Regions from separate parts of the Homo sapiens genome. Here region 2 is linked to region 1. The links are chromatin loops, found by intact Hi-C in ENCODE. Cell type or tissue: heart left ventricle. All regions are shown on one strand.

Region 1 (8,000 bases):
GCAAACAGGACCATTCCAACACAAAGAGGTTCAGGAACAACAGAGGGACATCACCCTCAGCCTAAGCATGCCAGCAAAAGTTGATGCTGAGAGCCCTGGTGGGATGGGGTAGGGGGCCAAAAAGCCAACAGGAGGAAGACCAATGCTGGGAGGATGTGGAAGGGGAGGTAACGGAACCGTGAATGCCCAGGATGTCGGCAGCCACCCGGAGTGCACTGGGCCAACCTCAAAGCTTAAATGTGGGCAGAAATGGCCTTGTTTCCTTAGTCAGGAGGCAAACAGATGGTAAGAGGAGATGCTGGTGGAGAGCCTGCAAAGGGGGAATGGCTGCGGGCTCATCTTACTCAGCTCACACGCTGGGAAATACCACCTAGATGGGCACTGCACACACTGAGGACGCCTTGCACTGGAATCCAAGAGGGCCCTTCCCTACTCTGCCTGATGGGGCATGCCAGGCTCCAGCCTGATTCAGAAGTGACCCTGGAGAAGAGCATGCCCTTCGCACGGACGCTCGTCTAGTTCCCACAACCACCAGGTGGGGCAGGAACTAATCAGAAAATTATTTTTGAAAGGTAATATACAGCTCAAATGTAAAATGCACAGCAGATGTAAGTCTCTCTCCGCCCTTGTCCCCCATTCCTTTGCCAAAATGAGCCAGGGCAGGCAGAACATCTATGACAGTGCCTGGCATGGTATGGACACTAAGTGTTGGCTGTTGTCATTAGTGTCATGGGGAGGCATGGACAGAATCAGTGTAACAGGTCACCTTACAAGGAAGGACAAAGGAGCCAAATGGGAGAAAAAGCAGCCCATTTTTAAATACAAATCAAACAAAATATTTACTACTAGATACTCCCACAAAATCAGGGAACCAGCCTTACTAGTTTTGTGTATGACCCTTGTTTCCTGATGCAAATATCTATGTTCATCCTTCCCCCACTTTTGTTCCCCCAGAAACTGAGTCTTGCTCCATCACCCAGGCTAGATAGAGTTCAGCGGTGTGATCTCAGCTCACTGCAACCTCCACCTCCCGGGTTCAAGCGATTCTCCTACCTCAGCCTCCCGGCTAGCTGGGACTACAGGCGTGCGCCACCATGCCTGGCTAATTTTTTTATATTTTTAGTAGAGATGGGGTTTCACCATGTTAGCCAGGCTGGTCTTGAACTCCTGACCTCAGGCAATCCACCCACCTCCCAAAGTGCTGGGATTATAGGCATAAGCCACTGTACCAGGCTTATCCTTCCCTCCCTTTTTTTTTTTACATAAAAGTAGCAAACTGTATAGGTCATACTATTCAGAACCTTGGTTTTCTTTTCTCTACAAAAAATATCTAGGGGCTCATTCCTAAGCAATACAGCAGGTCCTTCAGTAACATCACTTGGTACGATATCTTTTTTTTTTTTGAGACAGAGTCTCACTCTGTTGCCCAGGCTGGAGTGCACTGGTGCGATCTCAGTTCACTGCAACCTCCGCCTCCCTGGTTCAAGCAATTCTCCTGCCTCAGCCTCCCAAGCAGCTGGGATTACAGGCATGTGCCACCATGCCCAGCTAATTTTTTTTTGTGTGTGTATATATATATATATATATATATTTTTTTTTTTTTTTTTTTTGAGACAGAGTCTCACTCTGTCTTCCAGGCTGGTGTGCAGTGGTGTGATCTCGGCTCACTGCAACCTCTGCCTCCTGGGTTCAAGCAATTCTCTGCCTCAGCCTCCCGAGTAGCTGGGATTACAGGCACCCACCACCACACCTGGCTAATTTTTATATTTTTAGTAGAGATGGGGTTTCACCATCCTGGCCAGGCTGGTCTTGAAATTCTGACCTTATGATCCACCCGCCTCAGCCTCCCAAAGTGCTGGGATTACAGGCGTGAGCCACCGTGCCTGGCCAATTTTTGTATTTTTAATAGAGACGGGGTTTCGCCATCTTGGCCAGGCTGGTCTTGAACTTCTGACCTCGTGATCCACCCGCCTCAGCCTCCCAAAGTGCTAGGATTACAGGTGTAAGCCACACCGCCCAGCCGGTCCAATGTCTTTTCATTATATCATTGATAAGAAACCCTGATTCCTGACTGAGGTCACTGTCTGTATGGAGTGTGCACATTCTCCCCATGTCTGCCTGGATGATATCCAGTTCATCTGGATACTCGGGTTTCCTCCCACATCCTGAAAACATATACTTAGGTGAATGGGGCTGACTACATGGTCCTGGTCTGAGTGTGGGTAGATGAGTGAGCGTGCCCTGCCATGGGATGAAGTCCTGCCCATGATTGGTTCCCTCCTTACACCCTCAGCTGCTGGGACAGGCTCCAGCTACCTGCGAACTTGAACCCATTTGAGTAAGCAGGTAAATCATAATCTTGTGTTTTTTTTTTTTTTTTTAAGATGAAGTCTCGGTTTGTCACCTAGGCTGGAGTGCAGTGGCGTGATCTTGGCTCACTGCAACCTCCGGCCCCTGGCTTCAAGCAATTCTCCTGCTTCAGCCTTCTGAGTAGCTGGGACTACAGACACTCACCACCATGCCTGACTAATTTTTGTATGGGGTTTCACCATGTTGGCCAGGCTGATCTGGAACTCCTGACCTCAAATGATCCGCCCTAGTTGGCCTCCCAAAGTGCTGGGATTACAGGCATGAGCCACCACGCCTGGCTCATCTTACTTGTTTTTATTCATCTTTCATAAATGTATGTACAGCTCACATTTATTTCACTATTTAATTTAAAAGTGTTTTAGTCTTTACTTAGAAGTTTGGTGATGCTTTCATGACCAGAAATATGCCATAGGAGCTTAACTCTTATTTATATCAATTAGACTATGGTAAAATTGGTTTCGTTATATGTCCTTTCAAGTGGCAGAGTCACGGTTTCCAAGAACTTACTGACGACATCAAGTGAGGACTTACCGTACAAAGACAGCTTCCTCTTTTTCATTACTGACCAGTACTGTATTCTGGTGTAAGGACGCACTAGTTTATTTCACCAGTCCCTTATTAGTGGACATTTGGGTTATTTCTAGTCTTTTTTGCTAGTCCAAACAATGCTATGATGAGTCACTATGCACACACATTTGTGCTGGCACATCCTCAGCATGAATTGCAGAAGTAGAGCTGCTGAGGCGAAGGGTGCTTTTGCACACACTGCCAAGTGGCCCTCTGCTGAGTGGTATCACTCTACACTCCACCAGCACATGTGAGGGCCAGTTCCCACGGGAGCCAGGGTCTTTAATCCTCACGTCACAGATGGGGAAACGAAGCCTCTGAGTGAGACAAGTCCAGGACTGCCCAACTCCAGAGCCCAAGCTGTTTATGAGCCAACTGGGGAATAAGTGATCAAACAGTTAAGCCACAAAGCAGAAGAGAGAGAAGACTGGTGGAGGGACAAAGAGAAGAGTGACAAATCTTGCTGAGACAGAGATCTTACGGAGCCACATCCTCACCTTGTGGCTCATTAAGAAACTGCACATGAAGACGTTTACAGGCAAGTTTTGTTTTCATAAGTAGGGGAACAGCTGCGCCCGTGAGCTAGAAAAACCAGGGTGAAGGCTGGGTATAGCCCATAATTCCCAATTGCTACTTCTTGCTCCATTTCTTTTTTTTTTTTTTTTTGAGACGGAGTCTCGCTTTTTCGCCAAGGCTGGACTGCAGTGGCGCTATCTCAGCTCACTGCAAGCTCCACCTCCCGGGTTCACGCCATTCTCCTGCCTCAGCCTCCCGAGTAGCTGGGACTACAGGCGCCCACCACCGCACCCAGCTAATTTTTTGTATTTTTAGTAGAGATGGGGTTTCACCACATTAGCCAGGATGGTCTCGATCTCCTGACATCGTGATCTGCCTGCCTCGGCCTCCCAAAGTGCTGGGATTACAGGTGTGAGCCACCACGCCCGGCCTCTTGCTCGATTTCTAAAAACTCTCTCAATGGCTAGAGATTCCCCACACCTCTCACTAAAGGGTGCGATCTTGAGACAAGGTGCTGGAATAAGATGATGATGGGGCAAGGGAGGGGTGCAAACAAATTATCCCTTTGTTTTGATCATGTACTTTTTATTCATCTTGTCTGGACCTCATTATTCAAAAAAGAAGGTATCTATTTAGCCTGGAGAGATAGGGAGTGGTGAGCTATTACAAACTATTCAGTTGACATCCCTAAGTAACTTACAAGGATACACACAAACCTAAACTAGGTTAGTAGTGTGGCCAAAGTCCCTTCAGCAACCAGGTAAGAAGATCTGAAATTCAATGATTTTCAAGGAAATTGTACGTCTGTAAAGACGGAATGAAGGTAGTTACTTTCTTAGACTGGATAAACAGTCCCTTCATAATCTTATTAATCTGCCTGACAAATCATGCTTTTCCCCCCTATTATACAAGTTTATTATGAGAACCAAGACAGACACATGTGAAAGAAAATAAAAACCAATCTATAATGCATTCAAAACTGTCTATGAAATGTTACCAAAATGCAACGAAAGGGAGAAATCAGTTGGGATAAAAATAATAGGGGAAAACTTCCTGAAGTAATGACTGAAGACAAACCTCTTTTAAAACAGCAATCATGCCGAAGAAAACACTGGCCCAGGCTATGATAAACGCACAAGTTTTGGATTCCTAGGACTCAACCCTGTCTGCATCTGGCCGGTGGCCATCTGTAACACTGCATGAAGGTCTGGTCTTCATTTCCATAGATCCGAGATTTTACACATCATTCCTCCTAACCCTCTGGGGTAGGGGTGGGGGCGATAGATTCAGGTTGCACTTCTAATAAGAGGCAGCTTATCCTTCTCAGACTGGTGAATAGCGCTTGTTGTCTTGGACCCACACAGTCTCCCAGGTCATCAGCTTTAAACAATTTCCTAATGTGGGGCCTCCCGTTCTCGGATCACACATTTTACAGTGCTCCTGGAGGCTAGCAGCTCCATGATGGGGCACAGGCCCCCGTCGCCTCCCAAATGAAGGAAGTGCCAGGAGGTTGGACTGAATGACAGGAGACATCAGAGCACAGACAGTGAACTCAACCTTACCCTCTGAGAAAGGTCTGTACACAACAGAACTGCCTTGTCCTTTGTCAAACCAAGAGACAAGCCACATAAGCTTCAGGATATTCTAGGGACCATCTGGACTTTGCTATTAAAATTCTGTTAGTTTCCAGAACCTGAAGAGGCTGTATGATCCACCAGATATAATTAGGAGTGATGTAGGCTTGGCTTACTCTTGCCCTACAGTAAAAATACGCCCACAAATCATGCATGTGGTAACACAAACTCTAAGCCTGGACATCTGACCCTTCTTCGTATATGCTGCATCACCCTAGGACACTCCTGTCACAGCTGCCGGGCTTCCTCCCACTCACTTCTGTCCAAGATGGAGAGAGGAGGACTGGGAACTGTGGGAGGGGTGAGGCTCTGCTCTTGCTCTTGACTAAACCCCTCAAACAGATGAATGATCAACTAGAGAGCAATCCTCCTTTCAACAAAAAAGGACCTCCCCTAGGACTATTTTTTTTTTTGAGATAGAGTCTCGCTCTGTCGCCCAGGCTGGAGTGCAGTGGCACGATCTTGGCTCACTACAACCTCTGCCTCCCGGGTTCAAGGGATTCTTGTGCCTCAGCCTCCCAAATGGCTGGGATTACAGGCGTGCACCACCATGCGTGGTTCATTTTTTGTATTTTTAGTAGGGACAGGGTTTCGATATGTTGCCAAGGCTGGTCTCGAACTCCTGAGCTTAGGCAATCCACCCGCCTAGGCCTCCCAGAGTGCTGGGTTTACAGATATAAGCCATCACGCCCCGCCTCTTTTTTTTTTTTTTTTTTTGAGATGGAGTCTCACTCTGTCGCCCAGGTTGGAGTACAGCAGCGAGATCTTGGCTCATTGCAACCTCTGCCTCCCGGGTTCAAGCAATTCTCCTGGCTTAGCCTCCAAAGCAGCTGGGACTCCAGGTGCGTGCCACCATCCCCGCTAATTTTTCTATTTTTAGTAGATACGGGGTTTAACCATGTTGGCCAGGCTGCTCTCGAACTCCCGGCCTCAAGTGACCTGCCTGCCTCGGCCTCCCAAAGTGTTGGGCTTACAGGCGGGAGTCACCGCACCTGGCCAGGACTCTTTAAGTCGTGAGCTCCCTTTGAAACAATCTCATTTATACCAACTTTGCCCAGGGAGCTCTGTTCTGGCAAGGGCTCGTCTCTTACCTGAGCGCACAGTCACCTGTGCCAGCCACAGAGGCCAGGTGTTGCTAGACTGAGCAAGCCCTATGAGTTCAGGGCCAAAACCTCCAAACCTGTTTTCACAGGAGGCCACAGGAATAAGTGATAATTGCCATGAACACACAGTGGCAGAACCTGCCCAGAGAACCAAAGAGGCTTTCCATGCTGCTCTTTCTCCAATAACATGAAACTGTCCACAAGGAAACAGAAGGCAGGACCCAGCAGAGCTTGCTGGAAGAACTCTGGGGGAACTAGATTTATGGAATAAAGGAGCTTAAAGGCAGAGGCCAAGCAGGCATGGGAGGTCACATGAAAGGAGGTAAAGACACGTAGGGGAAGCCAACAAAGGGGCCAGTCACAAAAGGTGACTGAGGCCTGCTTCAGGGTGGCGTGGGTGCCAGGAAAACTGTGGCTGGAGGCCTGAGACTGGGAGGCCAGCAGCAAAGAGCAACTGCTGCTCCACCTGCTCCTGCCCTGCTGGGAAGTCCCCCTGGAGCCCCACAGTCCCCCACACCAGCCCTGTCTTTCACTGTGGGATAGGTCACTCTGAGCACTTTGTCCCCCTTCTCTGCAGGTAAAATCAAAGTAAAGTGAAAATGAAGAAAAGACTCAAAGCTACGGAGGGTAGACTGTGTCTGCTGTGGCTTGGCCATGGGCCGAGGCCATCCCCAGGATCCTTGGGCACCGGGAGCCCCTTCTTTTCTCCCCAGGGCTGCTTCTGGAAGTTTTGCTTAGAGTCAAAAGAACAGAAGGAATCTCCCAGGGCCCTAGGAGGAGCCAGTGGGTCCCTGTAGATCAATGCGGTAGGGAGGGCTGTGGGCTAGGCTGCTTGGCTGTCTGTTCCCTCGCCTTCTCACTCACTTATCTGTTGGCTGACTGACCAGGGCTACCAGACAGCCTCCCAGCAAGGCCAATGTTCTCATTTACAAGGCAAGGTCTTTAGGTAGCCCTTTTTTTTCTTTTTTTTAATTTGAGATGGAGTCTTGCTGTGTTGCCCAGGCTGGAGTGCAGTGGTGCTATCTCACTGCAACCTCCACCTCCCAGGTTCAAGCAATTCTCCTGCCTCAGTCTCCTGAGTAGTTGGGATTACAGGCACCCACCACCACGCCTGGCTAATTTTAGTATTTTTAGTAGAGACAGGGTTTCACCATGTTGGCCAGGCTGGTCTCGAACTCCTGACCTTATGTGATCCTCCTGCCTCGGCCTCCCAAAGTGCTGGGATTACAGGCGTGAGCCACTGCGCCCAACCTAGATAGCCTTTAAAGAGATGTAAGTCACATCTACAAGGAGCTTGACTGAGTCCCAGCTACTCCTCCCCTCAACCCCAAGCTCTCTGGCCTCCTCAGCAGTCAGCAGAGTGTCCATGTGTAACAAAGCTCAATGTACAAGGATGCTGAGGGCTGAATATGTCAATCAACAGCACCTTTTTTCTCACTAAAGAGCAAAGCAGAAAAACACCTTCCTTATAACAAAAGTCACTGTCAGAAGAGGCTGTACCTGGACCACATGGGTGCATTTCCACAGACCACTGCTTTTACTATACTGACAGTTTTTATTTTTATTCATTTATTTTTTTTTAAGAGACGAGGCCTCGCTATGTTGCCCGGACTGGTCTCAAACTCCTGAACTCAAGCAATCCTCCCTCCTTGGCCTCCCAAAATGCTGGGATTACAGGTATGGGCCACTGTGCCCGGCCCTGACACTTTTTTGTGAGGTCATCAGGCTGCACGTATGAAGACTGAGAAGAATCTTACCGCTCTCAAGAGATACTATTAAGATTGCCACTCACTGTACCATAGCATTCTCT
Region 2 (8,000 bases), 510 kb before region 1:
ATGGACTTGTGAAAATACCACTGTGTTGGCCGGGCACGGTGGTTCACACCTGCAATCCCAGCACTCTGGGAGGCCGAGGTGGGTGGATCACCTGAGGTCAGGAATTTGAGACCAGCCTGGCCAACATGGTGAAACCCCATCTCTTCTAAAAATACAAAAATTAGCTGGGCATGGTGGTGGATGCCTGTAATGCCAGCTACTTGGGAGGCTGAGGCAGGAGAATCTCTTGAACCCGGAAGGCAGAGGTTGCCGTGAGCTGAGATCGCACCATCGCACTCCAAGAGCGAAACTCTGTCTAAAAAAAAAAAAAAGAAAGAAAGAAAAAGAAAATTCCACTGTGTTGATTCAGTTCCTGCCCACAGAGAAAGAGACATTGCCTCTGACCAACTCAAATATCCGAGTTATGAGTCATTCGTTTGTCATTGATTTATTTACATATCAGGATCTACCAGTCCCAGTGTCCTGAATGCACGAGAGAAGATAGACTGAGTCCCTGCCTTCCCAGGATCTCCAGCCCAGTGGGGGCCAAACACACACCAACGAGCCCCAAAATGCCCAGCAAATGCCATAGTGAGAAGAGCCAGGGTGTGGAGAGTTTACAAGGAGAAGGCAGCCCACTGGGCTTGTGAGAGAGGCTAGGGAGGGGCTCACCAGGCACTGAGAGAGGGGAGCAATGGCAGGTACAGAAATCCAGAAAAGCCAAGAGAACAAGCCTGTTGTGACGTAAAAGCAAGTACACAGTGCCTACAAAGCATCCTTGCCCAAAAAAGAACTTAGATCTAATCAAATCTCTAGGTCAGAGTCTCTCAACCTCAGCAATACAGACATTTTGGGCCAGATAATTCTATGTTGCAAAGGAAAGAGTGCTCTCTTATATACTATAGGGGATTTAGCAGCATCCTTGGTCTCTATCCATTGGGTGCCAGGAGCACCCATCCAGTTGTAGCAACCAAAAATGTCTCCAGATATTGCCAAATATCCCTTCAGGAGCTAAATTGCCCCCAGTGGGAACCACTGCTATACTTGGGAAGTTTAATGTAGTGATGGGTTCAGGAGTGGCTGGATCAGGGCTCTGGCTCTGCATTTCTTTCATCAATTGCCTTCTCTCCTGTGTCAGCATCATCTCAAATCTAGCTTTGTTCAAGATACCAAGTGGTTGCTACAGCTCCAGACCTCACAGCTATGTATACTGACCAGACAAAGAGTTTCTTCTCCCACAGTCACTGAGCAAAGGCCTGACTTCGTACTAATTGTGCTAACCTAAACCTGTCCCCTTTCCTATCTCAATCACTGTTGTCAGGGGAAAGCTCCTTACTTCCTGGCTTGAGTTCACATTAAGTGTCTATCCCTGAATTAGTTCATTTACTTCTAACTCATATTAGTCCAGGCGTGGTGGCTCACGCCTATAATCCCAACACTTTGGGAGGCTGAGGTGGGTGGATCACCTGAGGTCAGGAGCTCGAGACCAGCTTGGCCAACATGGTAAAACCCCGTCTCTACTAAAATTACAAAAATTAGCTGGGCATTGTGGCAGGTGCCTGTAATCCCAGCTACTCGAGAGGCTAAGGTAGGAGAATCGCTTGAACCCAGGAGGCGGATGTTGCAGTGAGCCGAGATTGCACCACTGCACTCCAGCCTGGACATCAGAGTGAGACTCCATCTAAAAAAAAAAAAAAAAAAAAAAGACAAAAAATTGAATGCCTACTCTTATAGCCACCTATGTAACCTTACAGTAAATTCTCTTTTCTGTTTAACCTGCTTTAAGGAGGGCTCTGTTATTTTCAACCATTCAACTATTCAACCATTCAACTATTAAGACAAACCACATCTAGAGCATTTGGAGAGGGAACCGTGATGATGAGAGGAGCCCTGAAAGCAGTCCTAATGCAATCAGTACATTGAATAAGCAAGACACCTGATTATAGTGACCAAAACAGCTCATTTGCTCTATCTCTCAACCCTTTCATTTTTACTTACAAAGATATCAGCCTGTTCCTCAGAGGAAAATGTCATCAGTTTTTTTGTTTTTTTGTTTTTTTTTGCCCACTTCTAGGTCAGAGACAATTCTTACGTCACTGTAAATCCCAAACACAGTCTTGACTTCAAAATAAGGATGTCCTGTCAATATAATATTTGGCACACACTTTTTTTGTTTTGTTTTGTTTTTGTTTTTTTTGAGACGAAGTCTCACTCTGTCGCCCAAGCTGGCTGCTCCATGTCTTTCCTGTGGAAACCACTTTTTGAAATTCCCCCAGCGGTCTCAAGCCTGGAGTTAGAATGAGCACTTCCCACTCCTCCCTGAAAAGGGAAGTTGGGGGCCCAAGAGCACAGCAACAACTCTCTCCAAAGAAACCTCTTCACCAAGGCTTGTTCTTTTTCTTTCTCTCATCTCTGTTTTTAAGGATGTCCAAAAGTCAGGGAGCAGTTCCCCAGAGATTTCCCTTGAGAGTCTGCAAGTGAGGAATTGTTTTCCACACACTTTGCCAGGAAAAGTCCCATTCTAACACCTCTCACATTAGTATATAAAAAGACTTACTGCGGGAAAAAGTGTGCATCACAAATGAGCAAAGTCATGGAGTATCCGCAAGTCATGTGGGGAAGATGGACTCTCAGGGTTAAGAAAAGAATAGAAAGTTCAATACTCACTATGCACCATACGCAGAAAATTTAATCCCAGTTATTTTAGGCCATAAAATATAAAAAAGAAGTAGTTTTAAAACTAGAAATGTTGTAAGTGTGTATTTCACTGGTTTTGTAATAATATAGAACTTTCTAAGCCTCAAGACAATGGGGAGAAAAGCACAGAAGAAAAGCTAATAGTTTAACATTTCTTTTTAACTAGAACACTTAGTAGACATTGAGAACCTGCTGCTATATTGAAACTCAGAAAATCCTCTCCTAGGATCAGAGGCATAAAGATGCCAAGAAGTCAACCAAAGTTGTATGACAGACCAAGAAACGTCTGTTTCAGACATTTGGAATCCTATAAGATTCCATAAGTTACTTTCAATTGAACCAAATATAACATGTCCTAAACTTCACAGTGAGACTGCTGTTTCACATGACAGCCATATTCCAGATTAATGCAACCTGACAGCATGCTCTATTTTTCTTTTTCTTTTTCTTTTTCTTTTCTGAGACAGAGTTTTTAGCTCTTGTTGCCCAGGCTGGAGTGCAATGGCACGATCTCGGCTCACTACAACCTCTGCCTCCCGGGTTCAAGCGATTGTCCTGCCTCAGCCTCCTGAGTAGCTGGGATTATGGGCACCCACCACCACGCCCAACTAATTTTTGTATTTTTAGTAGAGACGGGGTTTAACCACATTGGCCAGGCTGGTCTCGAACTCCTGACCTCAGGTGATCCTCCCGCCCCGGCCTCCCAAAGTGCTGGGATTACAGGCGTGAGCCACCGGGCGCCTGGTCCCATGCTCTATTTTTCATTCATTCATTTCACAAAAGCTATTATGAGCCCAGACTGTGCAGCACTGTTCCAGGCTCTTGGCATCCAAAAGCTAACCAGACCGTGCTCCCTCCCTCATGTATTTTACCTTCTTTGGAGGCAGAGGGACAATAAATAAGTGCAGAAGTTAACAAACTTTTTCATATTGTGAGAAATGGCAACATAATATGAGCTCATATTTTTACAATCCAGAGTTGCTTTCATTAAGAATCTGTGCTTCTCAACCTTGGGTACACTTTGGACTAATGTAGAAAGCCCTTTTAAATACTGATGACTGGTTCCCATTCCCAGAGATTCTGGCATAATTGGCTAGGTAAAGCCTAGGCATTGGCCTTTTTTTTTTTTTTTTTTTTTTTTTTTTTTTTTTTTTTTTTGAGACAGCGTCTCCCTCTGTCACCCAGGCTGGAGTGCAGTGGCGCGATCCTGGCTCACTGCAACCTCCGCCTCCCTGGTTCAAGTGATTCTCCTGCCTCAGCCTCCCGAGCAGCTGGGATTACAGGCGCACGCCCGGCTAATTTTCTTTTTGTTTTTTGTTTGTTTTTTTTTAGTAGAGATGGGGTTTCACTGTGTTGCCCAGGCTAGTCTCGATCTCCTGAGCTCAGGCAATCCATCCGCCTCGGCCTCCCAAAGTGCTAGGATTACAGGCTTGAGCCACCGCGCAAGGCCTTTTGTTTTTTGTTTTGTTTTGTTTTTCCCATCCCCTCAAGTGATTCTAATGTACGGCCAGAAGAGAACTGAAAAGGGTATATAAAAGAAACTACCACTAGATGTCACTGTCCCCAAAGGTTTGAAGAGAAACAGTCCTCAAGTAGTCAATGGCTAAGTTCCCGCTAGATAAACAGACTTGATTTTGCCATATTTTGGATCCAAGCAAATGTCCAATACAAATATATATATATGTTCCTCAATTTATCTTTGGCCTGAATGAAGCAAGTCATACAAAACCCAAATGTGGCCGGGCGTGGTGGCTCACGCCTGTAATCCCAGCACTTTGGGAGGCCGAGGCGGGCGGATCACGAGGTCAGAAGATCCAGACCATCCTGGCTAACACGGTGAAACCCCGTCTCTACTAAAAATACAAAAAATTAGCCGGGCGTGGTGGCGGACGCGTGTAGTCCCAGCTACTCGGGAGGCTGAGGCAGGAGAATGGCATGAACCCGGGAGGCGGAGCTTGCAGTGAGCCAAGATCGCGCCACTGCACTCCAGCCTGGGCGACAGAGCAAGACTCCATCTCAAAAAGAAAAAAAAAAAAAAACCAAATGTATTAGTTTGCTGGGGCTGCCATAACAAACTTGGGGGCTTAACAGAAGCCCAAAGTGTTTTGTTGGAGAGTTATTTTCTCTTGAGGCCTCTCTTCTTGGTTTGCAAATGGCCATCTTTTTCTTTTCTCTTTTTTTTTTTTTTTTTTTTTTTTGAGACAGTGTCTTCTCTGTTGCCCAGACTGGAGTGCAGTGGCTGGATCTCAGCTCACTGCAACCTCCACCTCCTGGATTCAAGCAATTCTCCTACCTCAGCCTCCCGAGTAGCTGAGATTACAGGTGCACGCCACCATGCCTGGCTAATTTTTTGTATTGTTTTGTAGAGACAGGGTTTCACCACATTGCACAGGCTGGTCTTGAACTCCTGGGCTCAAGCAATCCTCTCACCTCGGCCTCTCAAAGTGCTGGGATTTCAGGTGTAAGCCACCATGCCCAGTCTTGCAGATAGCCACCTTTCCACTGTGTCCTCACATGGCTGTCCTTCAGCCCGTGTTGGCTGGGTCCTAATCCCCACTTCTTATAAAGATACCAGTAATACTGAATTAGGGCCCACCCTAAAGACTGTTTTAACTTAATGACTTCTTTAAAGGCCCTATCTCCAAATACAATCTACAGTCACATTCTGAAGTTCTGGGCCATTAAGGGCTTCAACATATGAATTTGCGGGGCGGGGCTGGGGGGAGGGCAGATACATTTTTCAAGAAATCACCAAGAAATCAAAAGCAAAACCAATCTACTTGATGAGTGGCAAATGAGTAGTTTCCCAGCCATCCACAATTCTAAAGATCTCTCACATAATAACTATGGAGCAAATTGGTTGCTTTAAAAAACAAAAAAGACTTTTAAAAATTATTTTTATTCTTTATTTCTTTAGTTTTTTTTAGCCAGGACATGTTCTTATATGAATTTTTTTTTTTTGCAAAAATCGTACTTCTTGGCCAGGCACGGTGCCTCACACCTGTAATCCTAGCACTTTGGGAGGCCAAGGCAGGCGGATCACCTGAGGTCAGGAGTTCGAGACCAGCCTGACCAACATGAAGAAACCTCGTCTCTATTAAAAATACAAAAATTAGCCGGGCGTGGTGGCGGGTGCCTGTAATCCTAGCTACTCAGGAGGCTGAGACAGGACAATCGCTTGAACCCAGGAGGCAGAGGTTGCAGTGAGCCAAGATCGCACCACTTTGCACACCAGCCTGGGTAAGAGAGTGAGACTCTGTCTCCAAAAAAAAAAAAAAAAAAAAAAAAGGCCTAATCCAAATAGGAAAAGAGGAAGAAAAACTCTCTCTCTTTGCAGACAATATGATTTTTTTCTTTTCTTTTCTTTTCTTTGCTTTTTTTAAGAGACAGAGTTTTACTTTTGTTGCCCAGGCTGTGCAATGGTGTGATCTCGGCTCACCGCAACCTCCGCCTCCCGGGTTCAAGCAATTCTCCTGCCTCGGCCTCCCAAGTAGCTGGGATTATAGGTGAGCACCGCCACGCCCGGCTAATATTTTTCTATTTTTAGTAGAGATGGAGTTTCACCATGTTGGCCAGGCTGGTCTTGAACTGCTAACCTTAGGTGATCCACCTGCCTCAGCCTTCCAAAGTGCTGGGATTACAGGCATGAGCCACTGCACCTGGCCCAGACAATTCGATTCTATACCTTGAAAACCCCATAGTCTCTGCCCAAAGGTTCATTGATCTGATAAACAATTTCAGCAAAGTTTCAGGATACAAAATTAATGTACAAAAATCAGTAGCACTTCTATACACCAATAGCATCCAAGCTGAGAGCCAAATCAAGACTGCAATCCCATTCACAATAGCCACACACAAAAATAAGGTACCTAGGAATATAGCTAACCAGAGAGGTGAGAGATCTCTACAGGGAGAATTATAAAACACTGCTGAAAAAACTCAGAGATAACACAAACAAATGGAAAAACATTCCATGTTCATGAATAGGAAGAATCAATATTGTTAAAATAGACATACTGTCCAAAGCTATCTACAGATTCAATGATATTCCTATCAAACTACCAATGACATTTTTCACAGAATTAGAAAAAGAAACATTCTAAAATTCATTTGGAACCAAAAAAGGGCCTGAATAGCCAAAACAATCCCAAGCAAAATGAACATAGCTGGAGGCATCACACTACCCAACTTTAAACTATGCTATAAGGATACAGTAACCAAAACCACATGGTACTGATACAAAAACACACATAGACCAATGGAACAGTTAGAGAACACAGAAATAAAGCCACACATCTACAACTATCTGATCTTTGACAAAACTGACAAAAACAAGGAACAGGAAAAGGTCTCTCTATTCGATAAATAGTGCTGGGATAACTGGCTAGCCATATGCAGAAGATTGAAACTGGACCCTTTCCTTACACCATGTACAAAAATCAACTCAAGATGGATTAAAGACTTAAATGTAAAACTTAAAACTATAAAAACCCAGGAAGAAAATCTAGGAAATAACATTCTGGACATTGACCCAGGCAAAGACTTCATTATGAAGCCTCCAAAAACAGTAACAAAAAAAAAAAAAAATTGACAAGTGGGACCTAATTAAACTAAACAGTCTCTGAAAAGCAAAAGAAACTATCAGCCGGGCGCAGTGGCTCACGCCTATAATCCCACCACTTTGGGAAGCCGAGGCGGGCGGATCACAGGGTCAGGAGTTCAAGACCAGCCTGACCAACATTGTGAAACCCCATCTCTACTAAAAATACAAAAATTGGCCAGGCATGGGGTGCCTGCCTGTAATCCCAGCTACTCAGGAAGCTGAGGCAAGAGAATTGCTCGAACCCGGGAGGCGAAGGTTGCAGTGAGCAGAGACCGCACCACTGCACTCCAGCCTGGGCAACAGAGCGAGACTCCGTCTCAACAGGAGAGAGTGAAAGAGAGAGAGAGAGAAAAGAAAGGAAAAAAGAAAGAAAAGAAAAGAGGGAAGGAAGGAAGGAAGGAAAGGAAGGAAGGAAGAAAGAAAGAAAAGAAAAGAAAAGAAAGAAGAAAGAGAAAGAAAGGAAGGAAGAAAGAAAGAGGAAAAGAAAAGAATAGAATGAATCACTGGGCACAATGGCTCATGCCTGTAATCCCAGCACTTTGGGAGGCCGAGGAGGGTGGATCACCTGAGGTCAGGAGTTTGAGACTAGCCTGGCCAACATGGTGTAACCCTGTCTCTACTAAAAATACAAAAATTAGCCAGGCATGGTGACAGGTGCCTGTAATCCCAGCTACTCAGGAGGCTGAGGCAGGAGAATCGCTTGAACCCGGGAGGTGGAGGT

Evidence for each region. Peaks named below come from ENCODE experiments on the same cell type or tissue, not always from the same donor. Only the 100,000 strongest peaks of a DNase experiment are listed, where the experiment ranks them.
Region 2: it touches region 1 in a loop (5-fold over the local background); 31 of 110 quality-filtered maps call a loop at or near these places.

The regions. Positions count from the first base shown.
Region 1 is chr2:65,060,337-65,068,336 of GRCh38, reverse strand. The region is part of intron 1 of CEP68 (centrosomal protein 68); the gene reads right to left. Among named protein-coding and RNA genes, the nearest start is that of CEP68, 7.9 kb to the right of the region's middle. RefSeq lists enhancers at 1-769, 6,655-7,156. In heart left ventricle, a CTCF peak has its summit at 3,434; a DNase peak (open chromatin) is centred at 3,176; H3K27ac peaks cover 1,262 bases.
Region 2 is chr2:65,569,547-65,577,546 of GRCh38, reverse strand. No RefSeq gene overlaps it. Among named protein-coding and RNA genes, the nearest start is that of LINC03050, 29 kb to the left of the region's middle. RefSeq lists enhancers at 199-698, 1-1,117. In heart left ventricle, a CTCF peak has its summit at 4,217 (motif pointing right); no DNase peak of the experiment used is centred here; H3K4me3 peaks cover 464 bases; H3K27ac peaks cover 1,451 bases.